2 separate regions of the Homo sapiens genome follow, and region 2 is linked to region 1. Evidence: chromatin loops called from intact Hi-C (ENCODE). Cell type or tissue: OCI-LY7. All regions are shown on one strand. Region 1 overlaps PREX1 (phosphatidylinositol-3,4,5-trisphosphate dependent Rac exchange factor 1). Region 2 overlaps PREX1 (phosphatidylinositol-3,4,5-trisphosphate dependent Rac exchange factor 1).

Region 1 (5,000 bases):
TTTTGCGGTGTCTGAAGATTCCCTGAGGGCAGAGACCTTGTCTGTCTTGTTCCAGCCACATGCCAGCACCTAGCACAGTGCCTGGCACACAGTGGGTGCTGAATGGCCATTTATTGAATGAATAAGTCGATTAGTGGATGAAAGCATCAACTGCCCACACCCTGACCCCGGCCTCGCTCCTCCTGAGAGATGCACAGAAGCCACCCACCCTCCCAGCAAGGGGGGAAGCACAAGACCCTGGGTCCTGACGGCCAATGGCCACCTGCCTGCACCAGCTTTCAGTGGCCCCAGTCCCGCCAGCCTGAAATAGTCTCGCCTCCCCTGGCCCAGAATCAAGGGATCGTCTGTCAGTTCCATCCTGGGGAAGGAATCAGGCGGGTAAACACAGATTGAGTGTCTGACCACAAGACAAAAGAAGAGCAGACAGATTCCCTTCTGGTCCTCAAGGAGCCAAGAAAATAAAAATAAGCTCAAAAATCTACACAGGGCTGGAAGGCTGGAGGGCTCTGCTTCTTCCTTGGGACTTCCTCCGGGAGGAGGGGTGAGCCCGCACACAGTCACTGTACTCCCCAGAGTAACCCTAGGAGTGCTGGGGTCATCCCCATTTTGCAGATGGGGAAACCAGGACTCAGAGAGGCAAAGCAACATCCCCAAGGTCACACAGGGGAAGAGCTGGGATCTGAACCCAGGCAAGGTGGCTCGAGAGTCTGTGCTCTAAACCATGAACCGCAAGAGAGGGAGCCTCCCAGACACTCTGCTGGGTGAAAAGGGCAAACCGTATTATGCTACTTACATAAACACATCAATCTCACGTATTTCCACACAGGCATGCTAATGCCCCCACACGATCTGAGAGCACAGGTGGTAGTCAAAGGAGCTTTTAGCCCAGTGGTTCTCAACTGGGGGCTATTTTTCACACCCAACCACCTCTAGTGGATACCTGGAATATCTGGAGACATCTGTGGTTGTCACAACTGGGGAAGAGGGGTCCTACTGGCATCTGGTAGGTAGAGGCCAGCGATGCTGCTAAACATCTTACAATGCACAGGACAGCACCCCCACAGCAAAGAATGGTCCAGCCCCGTATGTCGACAGTGCTGAAGGCTGAGAGACTAGTGGGATTTGCTCCAGACCAACGCTAGGGCCAGAAATGACCCCGTGAAACCTCTTCAAGAGGGACTTTTGGCCGGGCATGGTGGCTCACGCCTATAATCCCAGCACTGTGGGAGGCCAAGGCGGGCAGAACACTTGAGGTCAGGAGTTCAATACCAGCCTGGTCAACATGGTGAAACCCTGTCTCTACTAAAAAAATACAAAAAGTAGCCGGGCATGGTGGCACGTGCCTGTAGTCCCAGCTATTCGGGAGGATGAGGCAAGAGAATCGCTTGAACCCGGGAGGCAGAGGTTGAAGTGAGCCAAGATCACGCCACTGCACTCCAGACTGGGCGACAGTACAAGACTCCATCTTAAAAAAAAACGGGGGGATTTTTGATCCTGGCTAAAACACAGATCCCCAGAAAAGGATGTGGGCCACCAAGCTCTCTTCCCAGGTATCTGGGGATGGAACTCTAACAAACTGAGTGGCTACTGCCCTTAACTGGTGCTCACCTCCCCTCTGGGGACGCAATTTATGTCACCTGCAAAACAAGGAGATTCAGACCGAATGACCCACCTGGCTTCTGTTCAAGATCTCCGAAACGCAGGGCAGGAATCAGCTCCGACCTGGCCCCATGTCTGGGGAATGATGCTGTGGGACACAGCACACAGGTTTGAGGGGCAGCCCACCCTATCACCCACCTCCCTCCAGTATTCTAGCCAGCATGCCTGTGTCTGTTGGAAAAAAAGAAAAGCCCCAAAAATCTGGAGAGGTCAGGTTCTCCTGCAGCCAGGCATGACCTGCTTCAAACACTTAAACTCTTGCAAAACCTTTAAGGGAGAGCGGCTGTGAAGCAAATAGGATGTGGGTTTCTTTATTAAAGGGAGTGGCCCCAAGCCCAACAGGTCTTCAGCTCTCTGGCCTGATAAAGGAGTATCTTTCTCTCCAAGAAAGGGGTGCCCTGAAGTCTCAAAAGCCAGAGACACCAACCCCATTCGCGTCTTCTTAAAGTGACAGTTAAATTGCTACCAGGGCAAACACCAGAATAAAAGTAGGTAGGCTTCCAGAAGGTTTGTCTGAAGAATGAGTTGTAGAATCCCCACAGGGTTGTCCTTCTTATAAGGACAACGACCTGTTGATGACTTCATTCTCGTGGCCCAGAACACTGCCCAGGATATACAGCAGATGCTCCATAAATACCTGCACACAGAGAAAAGCAGTCTCATATCTTCATGGTTTTATCTGTACAGAGCTCTCTGTCTGCCATACATTAAAAAAAATGTAACCCATCTAAATCCTGCTGACACTCAGTTTTTACCATCAAAAGATTTTCACTGACTTCCTGATGATGATGAGCCCAACACAAGGTGGCCTGTTCCAGGCTCTCCGGCATCTGAAAACTGAAATAAGGTGGACTTTTTGACTTAATTCTTGCCCACCTGGGCAGCCCAGAGGTCTCACAGGGGCAGTAATTTTGCTCATGAACACAGCCTCATTTTGGTGCAATTCAGGATAGTGGTGAAGAATGTGGGCCATGCAGCCGCATTACCTGGGTCCAAGTGCCAGTTCTGTCAGGCTGTGTGACCTTGGGAAACTGACTTGGCCTCTCTGTGTCTTTGTTTCATTTGTAAAACAGGAAGCATAAGAATACCTGCAACTTTTGAGTTAATGCTTAAGGAACTTATAAACAGGGCTTGCAAGTATATAAATATTAGCAAATTGTTACCATTATTACTGTTGCATTAATCTAATAACCATGTTGAAAATACAATTCTTCCTGTCGGCTTCTTAAAAAATATATTCGCATACATATGCATAATTTTATATGAAAAGGGTATTATAAACAGGATTTTACTTCCTTATCTTCCTGGTTGCCTTTCTGTAAAAGATACACATCCTTCCATCCTTTTCTCCAACCTAATGTCACCTTATACATATAACACACGTGTATATTATGGTTATTGTTTATTTTCCAAAAGAACTGTGTTACATATACCTCTCAGCATCCTACTTTTCATATGAGGACCACGTGAAAATCCCCCCAAGTTACTGGGGAGGTCCCTCTGCCTCAATGACTGTGAAATCAAAGACCTGCCCCCACCCCAACCACCCGTGGCATTTCTCCCTAGTGTGAGACTAGGAGTACAGAATCTTTTAAAACAGAAAAAAAAATAGTGACAACAAAAAACCACAGTTTCTTGTTTGGCAAGCGGAGCTCCAATGAGAAGAAAAACTTTTGTCTCCTCCCTCCAAAAAGCAGAACCACAGAAAGCATTCTGGGAGCTTTCTGCCCACAATCCCTGTTCCTCAGAGACTCCCATCCTGGTCGGTTCCGGGCAGACCCTCTGTGTCTCTATAGCTCTCTGTCCTCAGCCACGGGGAGACCTTCGAGGAGCTGCTGACCAACTCCCACCCACCGGCCTCTCTGCCCACCCACCCAGGCCCTCTCTTCTCTTTCGACCACTGCCCAGCTGACACACCCCATCATGGGAGTTACTGGCACCTGCCCCTGAGGTGCCTCCCCTTGGCAGGTGGGCCCAAGGTCTACTCAGCCTCCTCTAGGGGAGTGGGGGGCAAGCTTCACCACATCCCTGTGACGCAGGTGCTACACTGTGCCCGTTGGACAGATGTGGAAACTGAGGCACAGAGCAAGTCAGTGATCAGCCCAAGGTCACCTACAGTCCAAGTGGAAGAAGCCTGGATTTGAACACCAGCAGCATGACTCCAGAGCCTCACTCAACCCTCGTGCCATGAACAGACCCGGAGCCCAGAGCAAGAACTCGGCAGCCTGCCATTTCTATCCGTCCACAGTTCTTCCCATTCTGTGGAGAAAAGAATGGGAGTCACAGAGGGCAAGTAACAGGAGGAAGCGCAGGCGGAGGTGAAACATCACACAGACCTGGGTTCAAATCCCAGTTCTGCCACCTTAATAAATCATGTGCCAAGCCCTTCTTGGATCAGCCAAAGGCGGTCTATCAAGTGGCTGGGGACATGAGTTGTGGGGTCAGGCAGCCTAGGATCAAATCCTGGCAATGCTGTCCACCTGACCCAGAGCAGCTCACTTAGATTCACTTTGCCTCAGTTTCCTCACCTCTCAATGGGGATAAAAACAGCATCCCCTTCATAAAGAAAATTAAATGAGTTGACACATGCAAAGTGCTTAGAATGGCAAGTGATGAATCAAAGTCAGTTCCTGCACAGCAATGACTGTCATTGTTTTCATCATGACTAACGCTGCCCAGAGCACACGGGGAGTACCCCACATAGCCAGGGCCTCGAAATGATTCGAGCCAAGGTTCTGAGTCAAAACCCCAGGCACTGTTTCCCCCAAGACCGATCCAGCATCTCTGTGAAAGGGCTGTCCTTGCCTTTTCATGATTATTTAATAAACACACGCAAAACACCAAACTCAGAGGACTCCCTGGAGATGAGGGAGGGAGTGCAACCCAGTTCCTGAAGGAGATGGGGAAAGATGGGAAGATTCTCAAGGAACCACAAAGCCCTCGGCCTGGAACCAAACAAAACCACTGGTTCCTGTGGCCGGAGTTTAGGGTGTCAAAAGGAAACTCACTCAGAGCCCCCATCCTCCTCTCAGTGCTGACTTAACTCAGACCTCACTTCCTCCAGGAAGCCCTCTCTGATCACCCCTGCTCTCTGGATGCTGAAGTCCCACAACCCTAATTATCTGTATTATTTAATTTTCCTACAACAACAATAATAACCAATATTTATATACCTTACTGCCAGACACTGTTCTAAGTGCTTTACATCAATTTCTATAACTCACTTATCTTCTTTAAAAACCTATAAAATAGGACCTATTAACATCCCTCTTTTTACAAATAAGGCTCAAACAGGTTAAGGTGTTTGCCCAAGGTCACAAGTCCAAGGATTTAACCTCAAG
Region 2 (5,000 bases), 70 kb before region 1:
TGTCTCCACCTGGATGTCCAAACTCAGCCTGTCCAACACTTAATTAATGACCTTTCCCAAACTCACACCGAACTCTTCCCCACTTAATGGCACCTCTGTCTTTCAAGGGCTCTAGCCAAAACCCACTAGCCGTCCTCAGCCCCTCTCCTCTGACACTCCATTTCCAATACATCAGCAAATGTTACCAGCTTTACCTGAATACTACAACCACTGGTCCCCATCTCCACAGCCACCACCCCCCCAGTCCAAGCCATCATCATCTCCTGCCTGGACTAACACAGCCATTTCCCTCCTGGTCCCCTTCACCCTCCCAAAAGTCTGTTCTCTACACACACAGCCAGGGAGATCCCTTTAAATATGTACAGGAGATCAGTCAATCCATGCCTTTAAAATCTCCATGGCTTCCCACTGCACTTAAAATCCAAATCTTTCCATGGTCCCCATGATCTTGTCCTTGTTAATCTCTCTGATCTCATCTTCCAGTACTTCATCCTCCCACACACCTCAATATAAATAATCTTCAGCCACACTCTCATTCTAGATTCTATCCACCTGCCAAATACACTCCTGCCTCAGGACCTTTGCATATGCTGTTCCTGCTTGCAAGATGTTCTCCCCCATTCTGCCCTGAGCAGCCTCCTCATCCATCCGGCCTTAGTTCAAATGTCACCTCCGCCAAGAGGCCCTCCTCTTCTTAATGCAAACTCCTATCTTCCCATCTTGCGTTAGGAGCTCATTTGACAGATGAGGAAACTGAGGTTAAGCAATCTATACAAGCTCCTAAGGGAAAGGCCAGGATAAGCAGGGATCATGGCTGGGATGAAACCATAACCCCCAATCCAACATCAGAGGCCAGGTTTGGAAACTGGTGAGTCTGAGTTTCAACCATGGGTCCTTCCTGCTGTGTGACCTCAGGAAAGTGCACTAGCCTCTCTAAGTCTTCATTTACTCTTCCCAGTGGAATCATAGGAATACAGCACCTTTTAGAATGTCATGGGATAAAGTGAATGGAAGCTCCCTGAAGGCAGGGACCCTGCCTGTCTTGTTCACAGCTACGTCTTCAGGGCCAAATGTAGTGCTCAGCAAATAGCAGGTGCTTGAAAATCAAAGGAAGGTTTGGAATGCGCCTGGCACAGTGCCTGACCCATGCCGGAGACCTCGACTCAGGCTCCTTGGAAGTCTGTGGATCCTGTTTTTGAAACGACAATGAGCGGAGGGGACAGGGACTGGGGTTCCTAGAGGATGTTTTAACAGGGCCTGGGATACTGACAGGAAGTCAAGCTCCAGCCTCCCCAGACTAGAGGGAGACAAAGGCAGCCTCACCCAGCACAGCCAGGGAGGGCAGGAAGCTGGGAGTGCCGCACTCCGCTGGCCTAGATTGGGGCTTCCTGTCCTGGTTTCTTCACACGAGCTCTGCCACCGCTATTGTGCTGCAACAATGGGAGGCTCGGGCCACCCACTGAGGAACTGCAAACAAGCCGGTGTGAAGGCCACAATGGGCAGCTCGTGACCCGGAAAGAATGGGCAGCAGAGGCTCTGGGACCAGCCCTCCTGCTGCCCAAGGCACGACTGGCTTTTCCAGGCAGCACGGCGTCCCCTGCACTGGCAGGATGGTGAAAGGGACCCTCCAGGGCGACTCTTCCTTTGTCCAAGGCTTGACAGCTTTGAAACACTCAGGTCAAAAGCAGCTCTCATCTCCGAAGCCTCCCTTAGACACAATACTGTTCTCAGGATTTCCAGGGCTGCCTGAGAAACTCCTCCAGCCTCGGAAGCTTTGCCCATGCCTGGACCACTTGTCCTCACATCTGCCCAAGTCCTCCTCTTCATTTTATGAATGTGATGATGAAATACGTCAGGGATACAGAAAAGAATAGAGAGAAACAACAAACACCCACAAACTCATCACTACCCAGCTTTGGCAAATCTTAATACTACACCGAATTTGCTTGAAACCATTTGCAAAAAGAAATTCAACAAGTCTAGGGGAGGCACAGACTGGAAACGGGATGAGGAGGCTCTTGGGGGTGCTGGAAATGTTCTATATCTTGATCTGAGCAGTGGAGACACAGGTCACTGCATATGCAAAGCCCCAGCAGTATGCACTCGAGATTAGTTCAGTTTACCCACAGTACCATGCAAATATCAAACCTCCATGTATTAAGTAGAAAAGGCAGAAAGGAATCATTACAGAGAGAGGTGAGCCACTGGGCACCTTCTCTCCCTGCAAGGTACTTGGAGCTGGTGCTCCTCATTCCCACGCATGCCTCTGCCCACTTACCAAGCTGTGTGCATCTATAAGCAAGAGAGAATATTGTTTTGCATGTTCACAACATTTTTATAAGTAGCATGCTTTCAGCAACTTGATTTTCTCACTCAACATCATGTCTTCCACATTTACCCATGTTGATATGTACACTGGGCAACATCTGCTATCCAGACCCCACCCTTACCCCACACCACATCGAGCTGCCAGCACCTGCATCTCTTGGCCTGAAGACCCCGCTCTCATGTGCAGGGCAGGCCAGAGGTGCGGAAGAAGTAAGACTGCCTGGGAGCAGCCCTCAGTGATGGCCAGCAGGACCTGGCATGAAAAGACAGATGAGGAAACTGAGGCACTCGATGGACACTATCTCCCCGAGTGCCTTGATGGATTCAGCTCCGGTGGCCCCCATGGTAACCCGCTTGATGACACACCTTTCTTGGCTGCCTTCTCCTCCCTGCCTCACTCCCCCACTCTCCTATTGATGCTTCCTGGGGTGACCTCCCAAGTATGCTACTTGCCCTTGAATCAGTCTCGGGTCATGTTCTTTGGGGAATCCACAATAAGACAGACCTCAAGTTGTTCATTTCATTGCTTACTAGTCAAAATCACAGCATGAAGTAACCACTGCCATGCTGCAGACACTTGTTTCAAACATCCTTACTGTAAACAATGGCACTCAGGTGTAAGTTCTTTCAGCTGTATACTCTCGTCGACTGGGGTATGGGTATACAAGTTCCTCTAGGTGATGCACATGTTTCCTCGAGCCCAGGCGTTCAAGTTCCTCTAAATGTATATCCAGGTCTTCTGGGGCATAAGAGAAGGACCAGAGAGACTGTTTACTCAGCTCCCAGCCTGAGTGTTTCCAGGGTCCCCAGAGCTCTAGACTGAGCAGGAAGCCACATCATAATTGATTAGTGATGTCTGCCATGGATGTGGCAGGGAGAGGGTTAGAAGGATGATGAGTTTGCCATCTCCAACAAGCTCCCACTTAATGGAGATACCAAGAGTATGAGACACTGGTCTGAGGTCAAACAGCAAACTGGTGACAAAACACAGATTAGAACCAGGTCTCCCGATGCCAGGCCAGGTCTCACCTGTCGCCCTAACCTGAGCCCAGTGGTTCTCAACTTGGGGGTGATTTTACCCCCTAGAAGACATGTGCCAATGTCTAGAGACATTTTGGGTTGTCACAACTGAGGACAGGGGTGCTCCTGGCATCTAGTGTGTAGAGGCCAGGGATGCTGCGAAACACCCTACAGTGCACAGGACAACCCCACAAAGACACAGCTGACCGCAAACAACAGTGACAAGGTCAAGAAATCCTTGCCTCAGAAAAGGCTCTAATTAAAACCTAGAAAAAAATCCAACCTCTTCCACCGCCCAAATACTGTCTAATGCGGGCTCTTCTCACCCCACTGGCTCAGCTGCAGGTACACTGGTCTCCTTTTTGTTTCTTGAACACACCAGGCCCCCAGCATCCAGGCCTTCGCACGTGCTGTTCTTTGCCTACAGAGCTTTTCCCAAGACATTCAATTGGCAGGAGAGGTCCCTCCTCTCACAGGCCACCCCTGGACCCATATAAGAGAGGATCTCACCCACTACATAGCCACCTGAACCCTGTTACCCTTCACAGACGTCTCCGCTATTGGCTGTGCTCTTATCAATTAAGTATGGATAGGTTTGATCATTCAGTATCATCTCCCTCACTAAAGTATCAGCTCCCTCAGGGCAGAAGTCAATTTCCTTGGCCGTCTACGCAGCGCCTGGGACAGAGGCTGGCACACAGCAGGTGCTCAAGAGAGACTGGTATGTGGAGAAAGGATGGGAGAGACAGGGAGAAACTGAGAACAGGCTCCAGAAAGTAAGCTGATATCGAGCTGGGAGAGGCAACTAGAATAAGAACACCTTTTTAACTCACTAACTACACCTTTAGGCCTCATTATGTGCAGGTGCTGCTCTAGGTGTTTTAATCCTCAAACTCGAGGAGGCAGGCATTGTTATTACTATGTCCATTCTACAGAAGAGCCTAAGGCCCAGCGCAGTAAAGACCTTATTTAAAGCCACACGGCTGGCAAGTGAAGGAGCTGGGCCTTAAACCCAGACAGTCTCCATCACGCGCCATCAGTGAGTGACTGTGGACAATGAACCGCATCAGCCTTTAAAACAGGTAGCAGCTGCCCTTAGGGGTGCCCCTGGGGAGCTGCCATCTGCCTGGAACCCATGGCTGCTGTTGCCTGGGGAGGATAAATCTCTCCCTGGAGATAAAAAGGACAGAAAGAGGCCTTGAAGTCACTCCCTGAGACTGATGCCGGCAACCTGATCTGCTTGGGGAGGGGGCCCGACTGCCCCCAAGGACACCTCTGCCGTGGCTGGGGTGACCTCACCAGACATATGGTGAAACTTGAGAGGGCCAGGGTATGGGCTGGGAGCAAAGGGAAGCGATGAGTGGGGGTGGGTGGGGGGAGCTCCAGAACACAGCCAAGACAAAAGGGGGTGCCCTGAGGACCCCATCCCCAACATGATCTGGGTGGCGGGGAGTCGGAAGCACAGTGTCATGGAACAGCAAGGGCCTTGGAATCTGAGCGATGATAATAAAATCGCTATAACAGCAGAAGGGGGCTTACACAGCCTGCTGCAAGCCGCCCCACACAGCCCAGAGTCTGGGGAGCTCCCCAATTGCCCAATGACCCCTTCAAATGCCCAAATCCTATGCTCCATCCATCCAAGTTCTGGGTAT

The links. Hi-C counts contacts between places; a loop is a spot of excess contacts. Peaks named below come from ENCODE experiments on the same cell type or tissue, not always from the same donor. Only the 100,000 strongest peaks of a DNase experiment are listed, where the experiment ranks them.
Region 2: a loop joins it to region 1, with 2.7 times the contacts of the local background. A loop is called at or near these places in 31 of 110 quality-filtered maps.

What each region holds. Positions count from the first base shown.
Region 1 is chr20:48,819,734-48,824,733 of GRCh38, forward strand. The region is part of intron 1 of PREX1 (phosphatidylinositol-3,4,5-trisphosphate dependent Rac exchange factor 1); the gene reads right to left. Among named protein-coding and RNA genes, the nearest start is that of PREX1, 5.8 kb to the right of the region's middle. RefSeq lists enhancers at 1-724, 4,084-4,133, 4,424-4,513. In OCI-LY7, no CTCF peak of the experiment used is centred here; DNase peaks (open chromatin) are centred at 828, 1,068, 1,668, 1,958 and 2 weaker places; H3K4me3 peaks cover 4,612 bases; H3K27ac peaks cover 5,000 bases.
Region 2 is chr20:48,749,994-48,754,993 of GRCh38, forward strand. All of the region lies in intron 1 of PREX1 (phosphatidylinositol-3,4,5-trisphosphate dependent Rac exchange factor 1), which reads right to left. Among named protein-coding and RNA genes, the nearest start is that of PREX1, 76 kb to the right of the region's middle. RefSeq lists enhancers at 1-28, 1,631-1,760. In OCI-LY7, no CTCF peak of the experiment used is centred here; DNase peaks (open chromatin) are centred at 1,378, 2,098 and 3,048; H3K4me3 peaks cover 1,280 bases; H3K27ac peaks cover 2,064 bases.